3 separate regions of the Homo sapiens genome follow, and regions 1 and 2 are each linked to region 3. A link is an interaction called in ENCODE POLR2A ChIA-PET data of the cell type or tissue named here. Cell type or tissue: K562. All regions are shown on one strand. Each heading gives the region's core, and the rest is flanking DNA. Links, peaks and the distances in the headings are about the cores only.

Region 1 (7,972 bases), core at 1,290-6,289, 450 kb after region 3:
CCAGAAGTTCAACTCACCAAAGAAGGATGCCATCTGCAAGTGACTTGAAAAGACTATCATCATTGGGATTCATGGGTATAAGATGCTTACAGTCAGGGTCATTCTCCAGGGCTTTGTTTATCCAGTTAACAAAAGCCACTTTTTCTTCCTCTGAAAGGAGAAAACCTTGGTAGGCAAATCTCATTTCACAAACTTTATTGCACTATAAAAACATACATAGCTATTGCACTACAAAAACATACTTGTTAATTTCTGCTCAAAGATAATAATTGACCATTATTACAAATCTACTAAAACACAAAAGGGTTCAAGAAAAGAAGAAAGGTGGCTGGGTGTGGTGGCTCACGCCTGTAATCCCAGCACTTCCCAAAGCACTTCCAAGGCGGGCTGATCACTTGAGGTCAGGAGTTCAAGACCAGCCTGAGCAACATGGAGAAACCCCCGTCTCTATTGAAAATACAAAAATTAGCCAGGCATAATGGCACATGCCCATAGTCCCAGCTACTCGAGAGGCTGAGGCTTCAGGATTGCTTGAACCGGGGGGTGGAGGTTGCAGTGAGTGGAGATCCTGCCACTGCACTTTAGCCTAAGCCACAAAGAGAGACCCTTTCAAAAAAAAAAACGGGGAGCACGGTGGCTCACGCCTGTAATCCCAGCACTTTGGGAGGCTGAGACGGGCAGATCACGAGGTCAAGAGAGCAAGACCATCCTGGCCAACATGTTAAAACCTCATCTCTACTAAATAAACAAAAATAAATTAGCTGGGCATGGTGGCGTGGGCCTGTAATCCCAGCTACTTGGGAGGCTGAGGCAGGAGAATGACATGAACCCAGGAGGCAGAGCTTGCAGTGAACCGAGATCGCGCCACTGCACTCCAGCCTGGTGACAGAGCAAGGCTCTGTCTCAAAAACAAAAACAAAAAACAAACAAAAAAACAAACAAAAAACTGATCTATTAGGAGAGATGAAGGTATATATCTTAAATGAGCACAATATATATTTGGTTTGATTCAAAAATATTTCCAAATATGTATTGCTTCTGAAAGCTAATGAGTCAGAAGCAGACCATCGGAGGTCAAATATGTATATGTTAATTAAATAAGGAAAAAAATACAAGAAACAAATACCATGGCAATAAATCCCATCCTCCCCAAAAGGTTTAGAGAGCTGTGATTTTTAGCTTACAACAGAAATACTGAATTCAGTCAAGAGTTATTCAAATGAATAAAACAGCTCAATTTCAATGGAATTTAACTATTAAAAAATTGACACAAATTGGCTGGGTGCGGTGGCTCATGCCTGTAATCCCTGCACTTTGGGAGGCTGAGGTGGGCAGATCACCTGAGGTCAGGAGTTTGAGACCAGCCTGGCCAACATGGCAAAACCCCATCTCTACTAAAAAATACAAAAATTAGCCAGGTGTGGTGGCAGGCACCTGTAATCCCAGCTACTCTGGAGGCTGAGGCAGGGAGAATTGCTTGAATCTGGGAGACGGAGGTTGCAGTGAGCCGAGATCACGCCACTGCACTCCAGCCTGGGCAACAGAGCAAGACTCTTGTCTCAAAAAAACAAAAAACGAAGAAAAAATTGACACAAATCTAGATACCAGCACTATCTTTGGCCATCTTCATCCAACAACTTCTCAACACATGGCTTCTAGTATGGGTACATTGATCTTAAGTAGAAAATTTTGTTGGGTTATGCAGTGGGGAAAATAGGAAGGAACTTAAAGTAAAAACATTGTACAACTTTATTATTATTCTGTAGATATAAAAACCATTTAAGATTATAAATCCTTAAAGTAAATAATCCCCATTTCCATCAGAGGGTAGCACATAATGATTTGGCCTTCTCCATTGTTGCCCCAGTTCCTAGAATTAAGTAATTTTCCCAAGGGAATATTTTGCAGGTACCCCCAAAATTTAATCCACCACACATACATACACACACAAGTCAACAAAAACACAAATATGTACTAATATTTCCTCTTTGTACATATCATAATCTGCCTTATCTTCTCGCCTCCTCATACACACCTCCTTAGAAGGATTTGGAGTCTAGGAATTCAGAGATCACTAAAATACTGTATCTGCCATTGAGGAATTTTTTAGTGTAATTGTAAAACAAATATACAAAGAAATGTGATATAAGGGAAATACACACACCACCAGAAATATATATGCAATGTTTGCAGAATTTAAAAAAAGAAGCAATCACTTTTAGTTAGGGTGATCAAGAAAAGGCTTCATAGAGGAGGTACTATTTGAAATATAGTTTTTCAATAGGTGAATATAGGCAAGGAAAGAAAGGATGTTTCAGGTATAGGAACCAGGAATGAGATACCACATCACAACCACTAGGATGGCTGTAATTTTTTAAATGGACAAAAACAAGTGTTGGTGAGAATTGAAGAAACTGGAGCCCTCATACATTGCTGGTGGGAATGTAAGATGGTGCAGCCACTTTGGACCTTGAGAGCTTGTTTGGAAGTTCTAGCAGGGGAGTGCAGCTACTCGTATACCCTTGACCAAAGACCAGTCCTCTTCTATTGGGATGGTTGTCCTCTTCAACCGAGCACGCAGCTTCGGGAAGGACTCACATGGAGCACTGAGGGAGGAAGGGGACACCTGCCTAGCCAGCCAGATCAGCCAAATCAACCCTGGCAATCAATGGGGTGACAGATGTCGCAGCCAGATCGCCCTCACAAGTGCAGCCACTTTGGAAAACAATTTGGCAGTTCTTTAAAAATGATAAACATAGAGTTAACAAAAATTCAAGCAATTCTACTCCTAAGTATATGCCTACGAGAATTCAAAGTATATGTCCACACACAAATGCATTCATGAGTGTTCATATAGCATTATTTATAATAGCCAAACACTAGAAACAACCCAAATGTCCATCACCTGATGAAAGGATAAACAAAATGTGGTATTGCCCATAGAATGGAATATTCAGCAATAAAAAGGAATGAAGGGGCCAGGTACCATGGCTCACACCTGTAATCCCAAGGCAGGCAGATCGCTCGAACCCAGGAGTTCAAGATCAACCTGGGTGACATAGCAAAACCCCATCTCTACAAAAGATAGAAAAATTAGCTGGGCATGGTGGTACACATTTGGGAGGCATGGTTATGCACTTGGGAGGCTGAGGTGGGAGGATCCCTTGAACTCTGGAGGTCGAGGCTGCAGTCAGAAAAAAAGGAATGAAGTATGATATATGTGACAACATGGATAAGCCTTGAAAATATTACACCAGTGAAGAAGCCTGTCAAATGAAAGGCCACTACAGTATGATACCATTTATATGAAACTTCCAGAATAGGCAAATTTGTAGAAATAGAAAGCAGTTTAATGGTTGCAGAGCCTTCGGGAAGAGGGAAATGGGGAGTGACTGATAATGAATATAGTGTTCTTCTTTGGTGTAATGAAAGTGTTCTGAAATTAAATAGTGATGACAATTGCACAACTATGAATACACTAAAAACTACTGAACTGTATACTTTAAAAATGTATTCCATGGTATGTCAATTATATCTCAATAAAGCTGCTATTTTTTATAAAAGCCATTAAATATTCCATATATTTTTCTAGAGAATAGTTATATAGGTGTATTCATAGGTTAAAAGAAATCATCAAGCCATATACTTAAGAATAGTACACTTCAGCCTGGTGTGGTGGCTCATGCCTGTAATCCCAGCACTTTGGGAGGCCAAGGCGGGTGGATCATGAGGTCAGGAGATCGAGACCATCCTGGCTAACACGGTGAAACCCTGACTCTACTAAAAATACAAAAACATTAGCTGGGCGTGTTGGCGGGCACCTGTAGTCCCAGCTACTCAGGAGGCTGAGGCAAGAGAATGACGTGAACCTGGGAAGTGGAGCTTGCAGTGAGCCGAGATCGCACCACTGCACTCCAGCCTGGACGACAGAGCGAGACGCCATCTCAAAAAAAAAAAAAAAAAAAAAGTACACTTCATGCACTTTACTACAAGTATCTTATACCTCAAAAAATAAGTAAACAAAAATTTATGGTGACAAATATCAGAAAAGAGGTTACCTCTAGGGAAGAATAGTTACTATCAGGGGAATGAGGGAGTCTTCAGGTGATGAAAAGATTCCATGTCTTGTTCTGGTTGGCAGCTACATGAATGTATATACACATGGAAAAATTCATTGAGCCATATACTTAAGATTATAGCACTTTGCTGAATGTGTATTATACCTTAATAATTTTTTTTTGTCTTTAAAAAGAAGCCACTTCAGTAGAATTGACAGGCAGAAACTGGGTTAAGGGGTGAATACCTTTCAAAAAGTGAAGGTAACAGTTATGGACCTTTGCCTTTATGGCTGCTTCCCTAGTGGGAAAAAGTTAGGAAAAACATATAATAGATGAGAGAAATTTGAGTGTATCGCTAGAGGAAAATCCAATTAGGAAGGGACAGAATCAAGAGGATAATTAACAGATTCAGATCTGAAATGAAGAAAGAGGGGAAAAGGTTACAGGTAATTTTGTCAAAAGGCCAAAAAGCATAGTTCTAGTTATGTTCATATAAATAAAAAGAACTTGGCCAAAGGTTCTTAGACATCTTAGATAACTTAACACGGGGAAGACACCTCATCTTAAAAGTTGATATGCTTCTGCATTTCCCACTGGGCAATGGTCCAGTGGTTTAATCAGATCAAGCAAATCAGGTGCTATGCTCTCTAGTCACTTGGTTACTAGATAAAAGGTGAATCGGGTATCTCAGATCTCAGAAAATGGAAGAGAAAAATCCTTGTGATAGAAGCCTCTCCCCCATTCCTAGCTCAGGTCTAAAAGTAAAGCCACCTCATCAGTCAGGATGAAAAGCCATTGAAAAGCCACTTTTAAATACATCTAATGCTGGAGTATAAACAACTTCCACTTTGTTGTTTATAATCTTGTTTCTGTAGACTGAGCCTGATACACAGCAGGAACTCATTGATTTCAATGATTCTAGGATTTTTCATTTTGACATCTGTGAAACTGAGATGTATTTCAAATTCAATGGCATGTTATACTGTGGTCTGCAGTATTTTTTTCTCCTCAGTGGCACATAAAATAACGGTATGAATCACAATGAGTGGCATCTTAGAACTGATTAAATATGTCACTTAATCAATGAATCAGTGACTAAAAGATCAAATTTGGAGAAGTCAGTTACCTGAATAAGAATGCTGTGTGCCCTCACTGGAAATAGTTGAAGTTCCTCCAATAGCAGTAATCCCTTCCCTCTTGTTAATTATTTTTCGGAATGTTTTGCTGATATCTTTGCTTTTTAATTCTTGCATTAGCTGGAATGGAACATAAGTAAAATTGAGAATCAGATAATCAATAAAAACCTGACAAAATGGATATTTATTTACACTTCTTTATTTGAAATGACACCAAATTAAATACTAGTCAGTTGTACTTATTGCTTGTATACACAGATAACTTTCATCATTTTACCAATAACACAAAATAGACAAATACTTGAACCCCAAACGGTGGAATAAATTTTTTATAACTAAGCTTAAATTGAACACACTGAAATTATTCTTCTTGGCTTGCCATAATCTTTTGTACTGAAAACCTAAGAAATAACTAACTACATGCTAAAGATAGAAGAATGCCTTAATGAAGATATTTTCCTGCCTGAACATCTCAAATGCATTCATGATAAAATAAGTCAGCTCTTAGAGGAAATAACATAGGCTTACAGAAACTCCCTTTCCCAATCACTCTCTCACTGGACTCACCAGAGATTGGCAAGACTCAATTCAATCAGTTCTGCTTGCAGCAAAGTGATTGGGTTTTTTTTTAAATGCAAATCTGATCTTGTCACTTCACATTCTATTCTTCCCACTTCATTGTCTTCCTATTGCTTTTAGGATAAAAACAAAAATTCGACATGGCCCTGTGTGACCTGATTCTGAGTTACTTCTCCAGCTACATTCCTTACCCTTACCATCTCAGCTCCAGTCACACAAACCTTCTTTCAGTTGCTTGAGAATATTCACCATCTCTAAAGCCACAGGGACTCTACACATGCTGTCATGTCTACCTGCCTCCTACATTATTCATTTTCCCACAACCCACTTTTATCTGTTTAACATCTTTCTTCAGAACACATCACAGTCTTCACACTGTAGGGATACCTTCCCTGAGTCCCTGGGTTATCCAGCCTTGCCTCCAAATTCAATTCCTTCTACCACAAACTCTCACAGGACCTGTACCACTCTGTCATAGCAATTCTCCAATTATCTTTTATCAATTTGTGCAATGCAGTCTTCTCCACACATATAAACTCCATGAAGACAGGAATCACGTTTCTTTTTACTCATCACATTACTCACAGTGCCTAGCAAAATTTCTAGGAAGAGAAGAGCTAAAATACCTGCTTAATCAATAAAGAATGCAAAACCAGACAATTTATATTTCATAAATATTTATTCAATTATATTAATGGTCAATAAGCATTGAACTCACCTAGTTATTCTAGGGAATGAATTACTATTATCTAAACCTGATTTCCATTCCAACAATTTGAGAATAATTTTTTCCTTTGTTTTATGAATTAGTTGTGGAAATTATTTCGATAATAATAGTTATTGTCATCATCATCATCATCATTTTAAAGCAGTCCTTTTTCTGGTCTCTGAAGCTGGATTTAACCAAAGCTAGTGATGACATTACTACAATTCTGCTCTAAGCAAGATTATCAGTAGCCCGAAAGGATTAGATTACTTACTGACACAAACTCTTCAAAACTGATTTTGCCATCTTTGTTGCTGTCAGCAACTGATAGAATTTTCTCCACAATCTCGCGCACCTTGTAGCCAGGCAGAGGAAGGCTTGCTTCCTTAAACAGGTCTTGAAGTTCATAGTCACTGACATACCCACTATTGTCAATATCTGTAAAGATATATTATAAAATATATTTTGTAATCTTTGTTGAAGGTGTACAATAAGGATGCCTTTTGGGAGGATTCATAGATGTGCAGACAGAGCCTTTCACATTTGTTTCACAGGTGGCAGTAACCTTTTTTCCTGTACCTGAACTGTACAGAATATGCTATATGCTTTATTTTAAAAACTCGTATTTAAGCCAGGCTTGGTAGTTCCAGCTATTTGGGAGACTAAGGTGAGGGGACTGCCTGAGCCCAGGAGTTCGAGGCTGTAGTGAGCTATGATCGCACCACTGCCCCTCAACTTAGGCAATAGAGTGAGACCCCATCTCTTAAAAAACGAAAACAAAAACAAAACAAAAACTTTGTATATATTTAAATCGAGTTTATCCCCATAGATTTAGGGCCACCATATATATTTTAAGGGTATTGTTGCTCTGATAGAAAACCCAGTTTTAGCACATGACTAAGCATCAAAGAAATAAGCATGGGGGGGGCCAGGCGCAGTGGCTCACACTTATAATCCCAGCACTTTGGGAGGCCGAGGTAGGCAGATCACCTGAGGTCAGGAGTTTGAGATCGGCCTGGTCAACATGGTGAAACCCCATCTCTACTAAAAATGGAAAAATTAGCTGGGCATAGTGGCGGGCACCTGTAATCAAAGCTACTCAGGAGGCTGAGGTAAGAGAATCACTTGAACCTAGGAGGCAGAAGTTGCAGTGAGCCGAGATTGCGCCACTGTACTCCACCCTGGGCAACAAAGCGAGACTCCATCTCAAAAAAAAAAAAAGGAATAAGCATGGGGAAGTCACAGATAGCTAAAAAGGGAGCACCCACTCAGACTTTAACTTCTTGAGGGAATTTAGAAAATAAATCTGCTGACCCCACATTCCATATAAAATACATGCGCTGTGTAAAATACGCATAAGGCATTTGTGTTCTACGTTTCATTTGGTGGCAGTTCTGTTTCATCTGTCAATAATTCATTGCTTCTTCATTATGTATTCATGATACCATTACGTATGCTGAATCATGCTTGATGTCATTTGAGATTAGGTGTTC
Region 2 (7,972 bases), core at 1,290-6,289, 220 kb before region 3:
GTGGTGTAATTGTTAGGGCCAGAGTCTACTAGAATGTTTTTTAGCTAAAAAGCCAGATCAGTCTCTAAGCTTGTCTTCTAGTATTTCAGTGGCCTTTTAAATGTAGGGGAAGAAGCATCAGAGAGCTAACCTTTTTCCAAAGGAAACAGACACATCCTGAAACCATTGCCTTTGACATCCCTTGAAGCCATTTCCTTGGAATTCCTTGAAATCTACCAGTGTATTAGGTTTCACTGACCTGTCGCCTATAAACATGGCCAGAAGTGATTTCTAGCTCATGCAGGCTGCTAAGCAAATCTTTCCTTAATCCTTTAACATGTGTTTAATACCTCAAACAGGAAAGACTGTAGCAGCTTTATTTCCTCACTGCCCCTTCCCAGCAACTGCAAACACTTCTTCCCACATCCCTCGCTATGGACTAGCCCTTGGGTTACAGGTGCCAAGCCCTTTGCCGTTCCTTCTACTGGTTCATGTAGACACAGAATTATGCCTGGAATGCCCAAGAGCAGCGAGTGGGTGTCAGTCATGAGGGGTGGCTGACCAAGGCTGACTGTGTGCACTGCAGGCTCTGGGTGCTGAAGGAAGAGAAGTCCCCAGAGTACCCCAGGCAGGTGCCCCACATGGTAAACAACTCTAGCAGTACAAGCTCAGAAGCCTGGTATTTAACTGGATTGGCCAACTTTTTTTCCTTTTTTTCCCCCTTTTCTTAGTCTAAAGTCCTCAGGCCTTCTCTGATCTGAAATATTCAGAAGATGAACATTATGGTAATTGGTAATTGTACAGGCACTTTGCAAACATCAAGTGCTTCATAAAGTTAAAATGATACTAAATTCAGTGACAGCTTTATAGACCTGAAGGCCTTCAGACTCATTTTGCAGATATAAACAAAGAATTTTATTACATTTTTATTATTTTTAAATTCTAGCTGATTTCCTGCTATATTCAAGTTTATGATGAGTACATAAGTCTCTTCTCAGTCCAGAGATATGCCTTATTGAGAAATCTTCCCCACCTCAATCTTTGGCTTCTACAAATCCCACTCTTTGGAAGATATCCCACTGTGGAATGGGTACTCCCCCCCACCATCAACTATTCACCAAGAATCCCTCTCCTTGACCTTCCAACAAACAGAAGTTGATGCTCTCCAGCTGAGACCCTTCCTTCTCGGCCTAGCCTTTGTAAGAACTGTTTGTGTTCCTGTTGGGAACTACAGATTAAATCCCTGATGAACGTACCTATCTTCCTTGCTAGCTCAGTCTTTTGCAAACCTTTGAAAATGTTGTCTAGGCCATTTAGAAGGGACATAATAATATTTAAATCAGGGTTTTTCAAACTGCTGATCATAACTCATTAGTGGTTCTCACAAGCAATTTAGTGGGTTCCTAACCAGCACTTCTTAATAAATAGTAGACTAGAGAAAATATCACAGTGCATTGAGAAATTAGAAGTAAATTTTGTTTCATAAAACTTGTTTCAGGGGTGTGTGCATGTACCCTGGGTTGTGATATAACATGTATGCCTTAATGGGATCATAATCAAAAAGGTTTTAAAACCTTGATCATTGCTGGTATAAAATTCTTGTGTAGGAACCCTCAGGCCTTTCCCCTAATTGCTTTAAGTACCCAGCAAGTTGAGCAGGGAGCTGTGAGAACACAAAGGAGAGAGAGCCCTCAATTCTGGGTTTATTTTGGAAAAGTTAACAGTTGTTGGTAGATTCGAGCTGAACTTTGAGAAAAAGATGGAATTTGACTAATAGCAACTGGAGGGAGCTGGAGTAAAGGCCAGATTACGGGGAGAGAGAAGCAACACGGAGCTGTGGACAGAGCAATGAGTTTGAAGATCTGGCTGCTAGTCATCCCTCAGCCCCTCAGCTATGGAACTCTAGTTCCAGGCCTGCCCTGAGCCACTATTTTCTAATCTGTAAGATGAGTATAATCATATTTGCCCCACAAAGTAACTGTAAATTTCAAATGGAAAAAGGTGAATGAAACCACTTTGAACACTAGAAAATACCAAACAAACACAACAGACGTGTTTTCTTTTTCCAGACAAAGCAAAGGTCACAAGTAAAGGTGCAAATGTGGAAAATTATTGTGTGTGCTTGGGGTTAAGTGAGGATTGCAGCTCGGCACATATAAGGTTGGCCAGGGAGGAGAGACTAACAAGATGTGTTCACGGAAATCTGAAAAGATTTTGAGTATCAGGTGAAGGTGTCTGGATTTGACTCAGTAAATAATGAGGAATCAGATGATTTGTAGACATAAGAGTGACATAGTCTTGTTTTAGAAAGAGCTAACAGCAGTGATTAGGGAGAAGTCACGGGGGCCTCAATTATGGTAGTTGCAATGGGAATAGAAAGGAAAAGTATAGATGCCAGAAAACTCTGGCCTCAAATCCATAGAATCTGATGCCGCATTATTGGGGGTACCAGGACTGCAGAGAGAAAGGGCCAGGCAGGTGCCAGTTGTGAGGAAGTAGGAGCCCCAGGTGACTGTGGGGTTCCAGCCCTCATGACTAGAAGTCTGCTTATGCCAGTCAAAGAAACAAGGAAGGCAGAAAGACTACTCTTGTGGGGAGACAATATGTGTGGTTGGTTCCCTGTCTCCAGGTAGAATCCTATTTATATGAACCTGCTCCATTTACCTACTGAGCCAGTTCTTCGAGGTAAACAAGCCACTTGCCCAGCCTTGCCTCGCGGATGGAGTTCTCTAAACCTCTGAGTGAACTTGTTTTTCTCTGAGTGGCTCTCTCATAGGGGGATGCTCTACAATTAATATCCTACTCAAAAATAGGCAGAATACTTATTTTAGTATTTTGTGCTAATTCAGTCTCATCAACTTGTCTTCTATCTGTAGACTTCACTTAAGTTAACCGCCAGGTTAACTGATGTTATGAATACAACATTGATATACCACATCCTACCAATCAAGTTCAGACTCAATCGCCTGGAACAGCACAGAGCATGAGTCAAATAGCTAGGTTCAGATCTTTGTCACCTACTAGCTGTGTGACACTGGGAAAATTACTTGAACTCTCTGAACCTTGATTTCATAATCTGTAAAATGGGGACAGTGACAATGATAATACCTATCTTGCAGGATGTTTGTGAGATTCACACTATTATACTTACCATACATAGCATAGGGCCTAGAAAAATTAGGTCCTTGATAAAGGGCTGCTCTTGTTATTATTATTAAAGGATGTGAGTTGATGGGCCCCACCCTCCTTTACAACCACATGCTGAAGCTTTTCCCTAGTTCTGTGGGATGAGGCTAGTCCTGGTTCTGTCCAAAGAAAAGAGCTTCCAGGGCTGACCTGGCAGGACCCACCTCTTTAGGAGCAAAAAGATTATCACCATCCCTCTCCTTTCAGGTAAGCACCTTTAAGCCCAGCTACAGGCTCTTCAGGCAAAATTACTTTGTTCCAGCTCAGTGATGGACTGAAAATGCTAAGTGTCCCTCACAAAGAATAAACAGGCAAAGATGGGACTGCTACATGCGTGTTACTCCCGTCTGCCAGTAGCTGGGGGCAGAGAGTTGGAGACTGAGGAACGAATAGGTCCCCATGGCTGTAGTCAGCAGAGACCAGGGGCAGCTGGCTTCCTCCTGCCCCAAGATCAGGGGATTCTTGGGAATCTCAACATGCAGTTGAACCCCAGCAGTCACAAAGCAGCAAGATTAGGAGTCAGAAGTTCTGATTTTGAGCCCAGGCTTTGCAGGCTGCATGAGCTTGAACCAGTCTCTCTAAGCTCCAGTTTCATTTGTAAAGTGAAGGAAATGCCCCTCCTTGTTTTTTAACCACAACAGCAACTCCCCCGTACCCAAAGCGTTCTAGACACAATTTCATGAACTCCTAAGACCTTGACAACCCATGATTCTCATATGGTATTCTCCATGTTTTTTAATAGGCTTGGGAAGTAGAGTTCATTTTTTAGCTTTTCCAACCAAAACTATATTGCACAATGGAAGTGCTTATAACAAAGTATTCTGTAAGAATTTGGCTTTTTATTGGCCAAACAAAAGATACTTTCTTAAAAAAGGAGTATACATTCACTCATGGTTTTATATGAAAAAAAGAGATGCCTAGCCCTCTGTTTTACACTTGGAACCTATTTTCTAGAAATATGGTGCACTTGTCATGGTTTTTATCCTTACAAATTCAACATAATGTAATAGCTCTGTTTGATGGCATATAGTAAATAAAGGTGCTTTCTTAGACTCCCAGGAAGTAAATAATTGGCATATTAACTTCCTGTGATTCAATCACAGAAAGCTTACATGAAAATGAAAGAAATAAATGGAATAAAGTCCAACAGACTGCCATCAATAGCTGCTTAACTTCGGGCCGGGCGCAGTGGCTCACGCCTGTAATCCCAGCACTTTGGGAGGCCAAGGCGGGTGGATCACAAGGTCGAGATCAAGACCATCCTGGCAACATGGTGAAACCCTGTCTCTACTAAAAATACAAAAATTAGCTGGACCTGTAGTCCCAGCTACTCAGGAGGCTGAAGCAGGAGAACAGCTTGAACCTGGGAGGTGGAGGTTGCAGTGAGCGGAGATCGTACCACTGCACTCCAGCCTGGCGACAGAGTAAGATTCCCTCTAAAAAAAAAAAAAAAAATTACTGCTTAACTTCTTATCCAGCTTTCGACTGAGCTGGTTTTACCCTATTTCTGATAGAAACAAGGAAGCAATCTTACCTCACTTATGATATGCCAGAACTCATCTTTTTATGAGATAATTTAAATTGATTGTCACCTTACAAATATATTTTTCTAATGGCATCCCCCGTATCATCTTGGTTTTGGAACAATCCTTTCAAAACAGAATTAGAAATAGCTGCTCACTCACAGATCTATAAAATACATCTCAAGTATTTGGAAGAGAGGGTTGAAAATATAGCTGTCCCAAGTCTATCAGAACAACTGTGGATGAGTGGGGGCAGGGGACAATATTGGTGGTCTTTTTGTTATAGCAAAGGGCAAGAAGCATTTCTCTCTCCTTACAGGTAAGGAAACTGAGGATCAGCAAAGCTAGGACTAAAACCCAGGGCACAGGATTCCCCTATCCGGGTGCCCTTTCCTTACCCTGTGCTTTATAACTCTGGACCTTAAAGAGATGTAGTTCCCATCTAATTTCTGGTTTAGCCAAAAATGCCTGCATTTTCTTATGCCAGATTCTGTTTGGGGGAAGATAGAATTTCATTTTTATTCCTCCATTTATCTGTTTCCTTTGGGTTATCTTCTTGATTTCCCCTTTTATCTTTCTCATCATCCATTTGTTAATGCAAACAAACAAAACTATTTCTGCTTCTTTCCCACAACTGCCATCTGATTAAACTCTACATAAGGTCCCTTCTTTATTAAAGCCCTAAGTAATTGGTTGTGATGCTTGTGACGATTACTGGGCCAATACATGGCTACATTCAATGATGAAATATAGCTAGGATGTTTCTTCTGAGAAAAATTTGACCTGTCATCTCGTAGCCTCACAGATTGGTATATTTTGGAGTTGTAGCCACTGCTTCAGTGTATGTCTCCTACCAGGTCCAAGTTAAGATCGTTGAATTGTTAGATGCTTTTTATTTGAGGCTTACATGGTGAGGAGAAAATAGAAAATTCTATTTCCTTTCATCTGCTTCTCTTTTTCTGTCTGAAAAATAGAGAAAAGTTAGACTTGTTCTTGAGCATATTTATTATTTGATAAAATTGACAAGAGTCATCTGAAAAATTTTGTAGAGTTTGAATACAAAGTTCTTACTATTTCTTCTCTCATTTTCTATATAGTTAGTATTTTATTTCTTTCCCTTTTCATTTTAACCAAACTTTTGGTTTTTGTTTTTTTGAGACGGAGTTTCACTCTTGTTGCCCAGGCTGGAGTGCAATGGCACTATCTCGGCTCACGGCAACCTCCGCCTCCCAGGTTCAAATGATTTTTGTGCCTCACCCTCCCGAGTAGCTGGGATTACAGGTGCCCACCACCACGCCCAGCTAGCTAATTTTTTGTATTTTGAGTAGAGATGGGGTTTCACCATGTTGGCCAAGCTGGTCTCGAACTCCTGACCTCAAGTGATCCCCCCCGACTCAGCCTCCCAAAGTGCTGGGATTACAGGCATGAGCCACTGCACCCAGCCTAACCAAAGGTTTCATAAAAATAATATTAAAATAGAACAGAAAATACGCATACTACAGAAAAAGAAACAAGACTTTAGAATGATTATTTTTAAGCTTATTTTCTGCAACATCAAGAATCAGTTTTCTCTAGCAGTTAGCTCAGCCTTTATTTCATTAAGAATAATGGGAAAATTTAAGGAGGTTTCCATTTGAGTAAAGTTTTGGTTTTCATCCTCTCCCTCCATTGTTTAATCATCTGGACTACAGTTCTTTTTATAGAATAATCTTCTTTTAGCCAAGTGAAAAGGCAAAAGTATTTTTTCCATAGGTTTTTTATGCTGAGAGAGTTTCAACTGGCATATTGGGAGAAATCTATATTCAGGTAAGAATATATATATAAGGCTGGGTTTGTCTGTGCTTGGGCCCTCCTACGAAGTCTAGGGAAGAGGGAATTGTTAAAACTGGACCTAGGTCTCTTTTCCCTTTAGCTTAATTAAAAAAAAAATCTTTGCATTCAGTAGCTTTAAAGAGGACATTTATTTTCCTCCTTCTATAGACAAGCTGTATTAGGGTGGCATATGAATAAATGAGATCCTTCTTTGACCTGATAGGGACTCCAGTTCACTAATGTCTGTCCTTTCTCCACCTTCCTACTTGTTCAGATTGGAATCCATTCTCCACTATTTCCATATCACCCTTGCAAACAGTCTGGATTCCATCATCTTTTTGTTATACCCATCTGGAAAAACCCTAACCAGAGATGAAGGCAACATGTTGCTTTTGGGCACACTATATCTGCATAGATGAGCCCTGTTGGAGAGATTTACACACCTGCAGAGACTGGTTCCCTTATCTATTATTGATCAACAACTTCAGATAGACCCATACTACCCAACTATCCTGCTTTACCTCTCTCATCATTTTTATCCTCAACTGCGCCCAGCCCATTTGCTCTCCTTCTACTCATTCCTCAACCCACTTATCTGGTTTCCATCTCAACAACTTTACTAAAGCAGCTTGTTAGGTCAGCAATGACCACCATATTGCTAAACCAGATGGATATTTTTCAGTTCTCCTCTGATGTGTCTTTTGAGCAACATATATGATACTGTTGATTGCTTCCTCCTTGTAATACTCTTCCCCTTATCTCCCCTAACTCAATACTCTGAATTTCCCCCTACTTTTCTGGCCATTTTCAGGTTCATCTTTCTTTTCCATTCAATGCTGGAATTAATAAAGGTTCTATCCAAGGCCCCCTTCTTTTCTTTGTCTTCTATTTCTAGGTGATTCCATCTGTATACTTGGATTACAATAACATGGAAACAAAAACGAATTTATACTCAAATTTATACTTCAGTCATATAGATGGAACTTATTTGATATTTCCTCTTGTATGACTCAAAGACACAGTCATTATATCCAAAACCAAACTCAGGAGTTATCTTCCAAACCTAATCCATGTTCAGCATTTCCTTCATTCTGTTATGCAAGCAAAAAGCTCAAGATTTTTCCTGGGTCCTCCCTCATCCAGTTATTATGGAAATCATCTTTTACCAGTTTTACTGCTCTCAGAGTTTACATTCATGATAAATACTTCAGAATCTTACGATTGTTTATTATTATTTGGTTGAAAGTTTTTAAAGAACTACATAACACTTTTTTTCCCTCCAACACACCAAAACAAGAAAGAATTATAAATGGGGAAATGATGTAAGTGTAAAATACTGCACAGGGTCAAGTCTTTTTTGAAAAAAACAATTACATGCCAGGAAACATTTTGTTTTTTAAAAGAAAAACCACATTAATGGTAGGCACCATTTCTGTTACCTCCTCAAGGTCAGAGTCACTAAACTACACACA
Region 3 (7,972 bases), core at 2,066-7,065:
GAGGCCACCTTGTCCTGTAAAATTTAAACAAGATTGCCTAGAATCATCATCTCACAGTTGGGGAGAAACTTTTCTCCCTCCCAGACACCTCTTGGGGTAAACCAACACTTCCATGGACCAACTCTACCTCCAGATTTCCTTTCCGTGAATTTGCATTCGCCTACCTTTCACCTCCTTGTAGGAACTGGCATGTTTTTGCCCCACGTCATCCCATTTGTCACTACCTTGATCCCTTCAACTTTCAAAGCACCACTCACTAAAGGCTAGGCATGTGGAAACCTTTACTTGAGGTTTGGGGAAACCAAGGTGACTACACGGCAGCACAATTGAGCAAACAATTCCACCGTGGGCCCTGGCTCTTCCAGTCATTGGCCATTCTCTTCTCTTCTGGGGAGAGCCATTGTGATCTCCCCTCTTGGTCTCCAGTATCCTGTCTTGTTTGTTCCCTGTTATTCCACCCTTTACCTCTTCCCCTCTCCTTTCAAGCTCTTTCCCGCAACCCCCAAATTTCCTGTTTGGGTTCTTTACAGAGCTTGTTTCCACCACTAAAACAGCCTAGGACAGTGTTTTCCTAAACAAAAGTCATTCTAAGAGGAATTTTGGCCAAAGGCACTTAAACTAACAATTTTTTTTTTTCTGCTGCACAAAAATGCATCTCTAAAGATACCGAAAACACTTGCTCCTTGTCTGAAGGCATAATGCCATAGGATGAGTTTCTCAGAAAGCACTGACTGGGACAAAAAGGGTTTGCTATTTTGTTGGTATGCCTTAAATGGAAACAGGGTAGTCTCTGATGTACCAAGCAAAAAGAAAGAGACTTTGCCATGCACTAGCTGTGTGACCTTAGGAAAATTACCCATGTGAACCTTCTATATGCCCTTCTGTAAAATGGGGACCATAATGATACCTATTTCACAGAATCGTGATGAGAATCCAATGGAATCACACTTATAAAATGCTTTGCACAGTGACTGGCACATCATCATTCTTGCTATTTAGGGCATTTGAAAGTGAAATGAAAATGGTGATAGAAAGTTATAAAGAGCACAGCACATGAAGTCACTTGGGAAATGTGAAAATATAAATGAGAAACTATGTGAAGTAAAGATTTAACCTAAATAATGTGAACTCAGAACTCACATCCTTGGGAGAATACTGGTCTCACCAGCAAGTAGGTCTGGTTAAATAACAGGACTAAAAACAATTGATATGAATGTTATTATCTCAGAAAGAAGATATGTTCTCATTCCTATTTTCCTTTAGAGAGGAATAATGTAACAGCATCCTTCATGTAAAAATACTGAGCACCAATATGAGAAATGAAACATTTTAATTCCTCCCAGGAGCTAGTTCATTCATAGAAAGACTGGGAGCTTGCCAGAGCAACTGGGACATCTGAAAATGGAAATGTAATATTTAGACTTCTACATTGTTTCTGAAAAATTTTTCAGTTCCTGAAATGGTTAAAAGATGATCATACTGGCCATGACCTCTACATGTCAAAAACAAATACAGCCTCAGCCAACATGACCGTAATACATTTTCCTATTCAACTCAAAAAATGTGTTGGACTGTAATTCAGTTGTTACCTTTCGTTTGGGGCCTTCAGTTTGTTTGTTTCTCTTTCAAACATTAATGTGGAAAAACATTTGAGGCCTTCCATGGGCATTATTTGGTATTCCTTTTTGTCTATATTAATTTGCCTTGCTTTTTCAGCTTCTGTCTGCCCCATACATATGAAGTCCAGGACAAGAGAGGAAACGGGCCTATAAACAAACAATTCCAATCTGTAGCAGCACACACTGACAGATCTATGCAGGAGGCAGTCGGAGGAATAACAGGACAGAAAGGCATTTCTGCATCTTGGAGCAGGGCTGATGAATAAAAGTTTCAAAAAGATCCAGGGTCTTAATAATGAGATTCACAAAGTGGAGAAGAAATGGGAGGCAGGGGGTGCAGTAGAGAGCGTGGAGAAGTTATTCAGAGGAAAATGGGACATATCAAGCCTACAATAAAAAAACTTAGCTGACTATACTTAACATAATAAAGAGGTATATCAGTTTGTTTAGCACATCTTGTACATTTACTCCTTGACCTTATTGTGACTTGACCTTTTGCTTTTCCATGCATAGACTTTCTGTCTCTATTACATACTACGCAAATCAAGGGAGAGCCCTACAAAAGTTACAGAAGGGAACAGCCAGAGGACAAGGACACCATGTTCTTCATCCTCATGCAAGACATCTGACCTGTTCTTCTGAGAGGAATCCCAGGAACAACACACGCTCTCTCAGCCTCCAGCCGGATCAGTTCTGAGTGTTCTCAAGCCCAACCAATGATTGAGGGGGCACTGTCAATCTCTTGCTGCAATCATCAAGGATTGTTTGTCATGTATGCACTGACCTCTTTGGAATTCCATCATGCAAAGTGCGCTTGCTTGTCTTTGCTTTCATTATAGTTACCCACAATAACTCATACCTTTGCACTCATTTTCCGAGAACTTGTAGGACACCATTATTTGCTGTCTCCTATAGCCAGGCATTTCATCCTCTGCATCTGGAAACAGGGCCAGCTTCAGGGATATACAACCTGCACAGTTACACAGGGCCCCCCACTCAGAAGGACCCCAAACTTGGTTTCATTCTGTGCTGCTGCCATCTTGAAAGGCTTAATTGTTTTTTCAACAACGGCATTGCATTTTCATTTTGCACGGAGCCCTGCAAATTATGTAGTTGATCCTGTCTAGAAGACTAACTGCCTCAAGGTGAATTTCTATCAAGCCCTGTCTTTACACCTGGGATGGGAGCCATTACAGACTGGTTCTGAGTACAGCTTTTAGCCCCAGTGATCATTTTCATTGCCATTCACTTGGTAGGGTGACTATTACCAACCTAAAAGTTCAAGCAGCCCAAAAATACTTTTGATATTTGATTACAGATAACTGGTTTGACCAAAAGTTAAGGTTTATCCTTGGCCATCCTTTATCATCCTGTTACCATGTGTACAGACAGGCTCCTGCTCCTTCAAAGCTCCTTCATTTAGAAACAATACCAGCACCCCCTACCCCAAACACTGGTTCATACAGTTTCCAATTCTATAAACTTAATGTGTTATGCAAAGTTCAACATTTTCTTAGCATAATTTGATTAAGGATGTGCAGAATTGCATCAGATGTAATAAAAGCCAAGCCCTGTAATTTCAATTATTAAATACTTGTACCAAAGCCTGTACCTGAGCAGCTCAGTGGCTCATACTTGAACTGCAAAAGTAGCAACTGAATGTACAGAAAGCAGGGAAAGTGTCTGAATGAATTGTTTTCTTAGCTGTGACAGATTTGAAAAGGGTTTCCTCAAGGTGAAGGACAAAAGGGGTCTATAAACTGCGCATTTACCTCAGGACATCCCATCACACACCTCAAGTCATTCCTCAAATTGTGATTGTCATTTTCTACCTATCCCCATTGGATCCTGACGCAGAACTGTCAAGCTTTCTAATATAACAATTGGCCGACCACTCACTCTCCAGAAGCCTGAGATCAAAAGTGTGCCTCACCACGCATCTGTTAGCTGGGATTAGAACATTCTCTCATCCAGATCTCTTCAAGACGATGCAGAAACTCAATTGTATGTGTGTGTGCATGTGTGTTGTGTGTAGGGAAGAAAGAAAGTTGGAGGAGGATGGTAAAGTGACACCTTGTCCTTATTTACCATGCCTACATGATGAGACACGCTTTTCATTTCCCTCTTGCTCTTCCTAGAGTCATCTCTAGAGTCTGCGTTTCAAGACCTAGGGAATATTTAATAGCCTCCCCCAAATTCACATTAATTTCAAACCAATCACATAATCCAGCTGCAACTGTACTGTGTACAACAGAAATCCTGGACAAAACTGGCTGTGGCCAAGCAGGGAATGTATGGGAACAGGCAGCCATTGTCTCGCTCAGCATCCACAATAGGACAAACTTCCTGAAAGTAACCATCCCTACACCTGCAGAAAATCTATTAGGTGGGTGCAAATGTAATTGCAGTTTTTTACCATTACTTTCAATGACAAAAACCACAATCACGCTTGCACCAACCTAACACATCACAGTCCATCAAACTACACATTCACAGCACTCAAAACAATAAGTGCCACATGACTTCTGCAAAAAAAAAAAAAAAAAAAAAAAAGCAGCTTTTTAGCCCTCCCTTAGACCCCTGGACAACATTTGCTCCATCACAGTCCATCAAACTACACATTTGCAGCACTCAAAACAATAAGTGCCACATGACTTCTGCAAAAATAAATAGCTTTTTAGCCCTCCCTGAGACCCCTGGACAACATCTGCTCTGCAGGTTTGTTCTGATCCCCGCCCTTATGGTGTTCATGCAAGTGGGAAAACAGTAACAATCAAATTCCTTACTTTGAAACATTTACCTCTCCACATTTAGAAATTGTGCATTTTTTCTCTAATTCATCGCTGGGAAATAGTCTATAAACAGTTGCCCTGGAAATCTTGAAGATATTCCTATTGCTCACTCCCCACATCTAAATAGAGCCTATGGCTTATTTCCTTCAGCAAACTTTACTGAACAGGCTGGCATTTTCCCCACACAGGTAATACACTCTTCCACTCTCTCCCTTCCAAGTATTTTCAAAATTTGATAGTTGCATATTTCATTCACTTATTTAATAAATATTTATCATGCACTATGTGGTGGACACTGAAGGGTATAGATTTGCTCTGGCCCCTGCCTGCAAGGTATCCACTGTCAGTCTGAATGAGGTCTTTGAGTGGCTCTGAGCTCCTTGAAATTTAAGCCCCCAGCCTGTGCCTCTGCCTTGTTCCAAACTCAAATTTGTTGACTAAACGCACTGGGTAAACTTTGTTTTATAAATACAGCTTACTCATTAACAAAGGCATTCCAAAGCCAAGCGGTAAGTAAGGAGTGCTATCATTGAGCAGAATTTGAAAATGAAAATCACTCTGACAACCTGCTCTAAAGAATATTTTCTCTTGCTGACGGACATATTGCCAGCTTGGGAAATGTGAAAGGATCTCGTTCATATTTGCTGCCTCAAGAATGGTCACAGGCTCTGTTGCAATTTGTCATAGCACAGGTCTGCTTGCACTAGGGGTTGACAGAAGCTTGTTAACGCCAAAAATTCTTCTCTCTCCTTCTCAAACCTTCGGAAGCTGAATGTCACTGATATGACTAGCTCAGCCCTTAGTGGGAACACCACCTGTCTCACTTTCCTAGAAGGCAGCTAGGTACAAATCTCCAGGAGCAACAATTCACCTTTTCAAATTACAGAGCACAGGAGTGGCAGAGTGGAGAGAATGCAGCTGCTACAAAACAAGATTACGAACGGAAACCCTGTTCAAACAGAGCAAGCAGAGGATCTGTTGGTGTTTAGCTTAAAATTTCATCTGAGCAGAGGCCACAAATGCTCTGCCAGCTGCAAAGGCTCTATCTAGCATCTAATATTGTTTTAAATACAAGATCCAAAACATCATAATTCTACTTTAACACAGTCCAAGTCCTTAGATAAGCTGAAAGAAGAATGAATTCACTGCTTGAAAATCCTTCACTCAACAACTAGGCATGAATTTCACCGCAATTGTTAAGAGCTGATTCTAATGCCACACAAAATTTGTTTATAAATGGTTATTTTATTCAGAGTGGTTGCTTTTTAATGCTGCTCTCTTAATTTCCTGTTAAATCTGTTTCATCTATAGCCATCCAATATTAGTATTTATTTTGTTCATTTAACTTTAAAGTATTCTTAAATTAAATCTATTACAAATATTCTACTGCTGGTGAAGCTAATTCAGCATAGGCACTACCACAAAAATATGGAAAACATGATCAATGTATTATAGATGTAATCTGGCTTCAGAAACACAATACTAAAAACTATTTTAGTAAATTAAGAAATAAGCATTCTAGATTGTGTTATAAAATCCATTTCTAAATATACCCCTTTTTAAACCTTTATGCTTCTTTACCTTGGAATTCTTACCAGCGTAGCTAGATTTTGTATTGCAATGGTAATTATACTTAAGAATCATTGTGTGTTAAAATATTCCCCACGTACAGATTATTTTTATCATCTTTTCCCTAAAATAAAATTCTCAGCATTTAACCTATGCATGTTGGCTTTCAGAGATCTCATAAAAAATCACAGTGAAATAAAACCATGATGATAGTGAACTTGTACTGTATTTACTGTCATATACAACTACACTGTCTCTTGTTCCCATTTGGGCTTCACAATTTCTTCTCATAGTATAACATTCTGCAGAATGTTTCAGTACCAAATGGGTTCAGGACACAACATCATAACCACTACAGGAAAATGTAACGGTTTTCTCCCTGGAAAATACCAAATTTCAAAATCCTACACACTAGTTCATTTTCATTTCCTCTTTACCACAATTCATTATCATATCTAAAAGAAGCTCTTGGCTGAAGCCTTATACTGTCTGCAGCATGTTACTTTCTTTGCAAATTTACTTTTAGGAAACATGATAAAGAAAAGCAACATATTCCACAGGCATCCCAAGTAAAGCATTATAAATTCATATTCTCTCTTGCACTGATTTAAATGGGAAGCAAGTAAGAAAAGGGAAAACCCTTACGGTTCTCAGATGAAACTTCGCTGCTTTCATCCACCTCCACATACCGTGTCAGGGTCAGAAAAACACTCCAAATAGATACTTCTGTCACTTTGCTAAACCAACGAAGCTGCTACCATCGCCAGCAGTATGTTCACGCTACTTTCCTGAGGTCTGTGTTCTAATCATCAGAACTTTTAAAAATTACATACTTTTTTTAAAAATCCTTTTTCTGAACCAGCCTCAGCACCAAAACATTGGTCTCTGCTTCAAGGTTCCCCATTTTAACTGAAGAGGAATGAAAAACCAAATGCCTTCAAGTCCTGAAGGAGTTGCTTCTTCCTGTGTTCAAAGTTGAAGAGAGTAGTGTGCTTTTTCTTCCACTGCCCTGTTTGGTTTCTGCCTTTAGAATACAAAGATGTGTTTCACTCCTGGACACCTAACAGGCTGAGATTTACATGTGAGAAAACATCCCCCAGGTTATTACCAAGGAGGCAAAAATTGCTCCCACCCAGTTTAGCTGCCTTTCAGGAAAGAGACTGGAAAAATGGAAACGAGGGAGGGGAAGGAGATTCTATCTGAAGCTGAGGACAAGTAACACAGGTGAATCCAAAGTAATGGAGGCAAATATTAAAAAGAATATTATTTATTATCTTCTTTATTAATACTCACATGTAACCTTTGCTTTTTACACAAAAGTCTGCTTTAGAAGAATGCCTCCTCGGCTTATCATGCCCAATGGGGCTTTTTGTTTCTGGACCACTTCCCCTTTCTCCACCCCCACCCCCACATCCAAATTACTCTTAACATGTTCACAGATACCACGAATATTTTGTAAACAAGATTTGGGTTACTGGAACTTGATTTCATTAACATCCCACTTCAAAATGGAAGGCAGGTGGAGGACAGGGTAAGAAATAGGAGAAAGAGGACAAGAGAAGGCAAAGAAGAAGAGGGGCACCTGGTCAGAACGTTCAAGTCTTGCCTTTTCTTAGGGGTGTGTATTTTGTGGCTGTTCCTTGAAATGCACTGACTCAAAACATTGACAGCAAGTGTGTGTGTGATTATTTATATATCTATAATAGAATATGTGGGCTTCCTCCGTTTGAGTCTGGACTGTGTTTATTTAAACACACTACGATCCTCTTTATAGGTATCACCACAGGGAATCAGGTCTCCTGGGAACCCCTTTTAGAGACGGGGCTTCCGAAGCAGGGTCTTGCTGAGGTCTTTGACCTCCTCAGGGCTGTTGACCCGCTCATAGCCCAGGACGGCCATGGGCTGGTAGCAAAACTCCTCCACCTGTTTGATCTGCTGGAAGGTGAGGGCGGTCCGCCAGGCATTGGCGGCCTGCGTGGCATTGCGTGCAGA

What was found. ChIA-PET counts read pairs that join two places held together with the same protein. Peaks named below come from ENCODE experiments on the same cell type or tissue, not always from the same donor. Only the 100,000 strongest peaks of a DNase experiment are listed, where the experiment ranks them.
Region 1: POLR2A ChIA-PET joins it to region 3 with 8 read pairs; 2 of 35 experiments call an interaction of 5 or more read pairs at or near these places.
Region 2: POLR2A ChIA-PET joins it to region 3 with 5 read pairs; 4 of 35 experiments call an interaction of 5 or more read pairs at or near these places.

What each region holds. Positions count from the first base shown.
Region 1 is chr3:142,668,335-142,676,306 of GRCh38, reverse strand. PLS1 (plastin 1) reads right to left here. Exons shown (of 16, transcript NM_001145319.2): 3 at 6,754-6,917; 4 at 5,185-5,314; 5 at 18-150. It also overlaps the pseudogene RN7SKP25. Among named protein-coding and RNA genes, the nearest start is that of PLS1-AS1, 16 kb to the right of the region's middle. In K562, for the core only: no CTCF peak of the experiment used is centred there; no DNase peak of the experiment used is centred there.
Region 2 is chr3:143,344,665-143,352,636 of GRCh38, reverse strand. All of the region lies in intron 14 of SLC9A9 (solute carrier family 9 member A9), which reads left to right. It overlaps SLC9A9-AS1 (SLC9A9 antisense RNA 1), which reads right to left. Exons shown (of 4, transcript NR_048544.1): 4 at 5,566-5,651. Among named protein-coding and RNA genes, the nearest start is that of SLC9A9-AS1, 6.4 kb to the right of the region's middle. In K562, for the core only: a CTCF peak has its summit at 3,521; a DNase peak (open chromatin) is centred at 3,536.
Region 3 is chr3:143,122,230-143,130,201 of GRCh38, reverse strand. CHST2 (carbohydrate sulfotransferase 2) reads right to left here. Exons shown (of 2, transcript NM_004267.5): 2 at 6,188-7,972. The coding sequence ends at 7,793. It overlaps LOC105374137 (a long non-coding RNA gene), which reads left to right. Exons shown (of 3, transcript XR_924554.3): 3 at 2,133-2,506. Among named protein-coding and RNA genes, the nearest start is that of CHST2, 6.4 kb to the right of the region's middle. RefSeq lists enhancers at 6,829-6,958, 7,790-7,972. In K562, for the core only: no CTCF peak of the experiment used is centred there; a DNase peak (open chromatin) is centred at 5,120; H3K4me3 peaks cover 1,386 bases.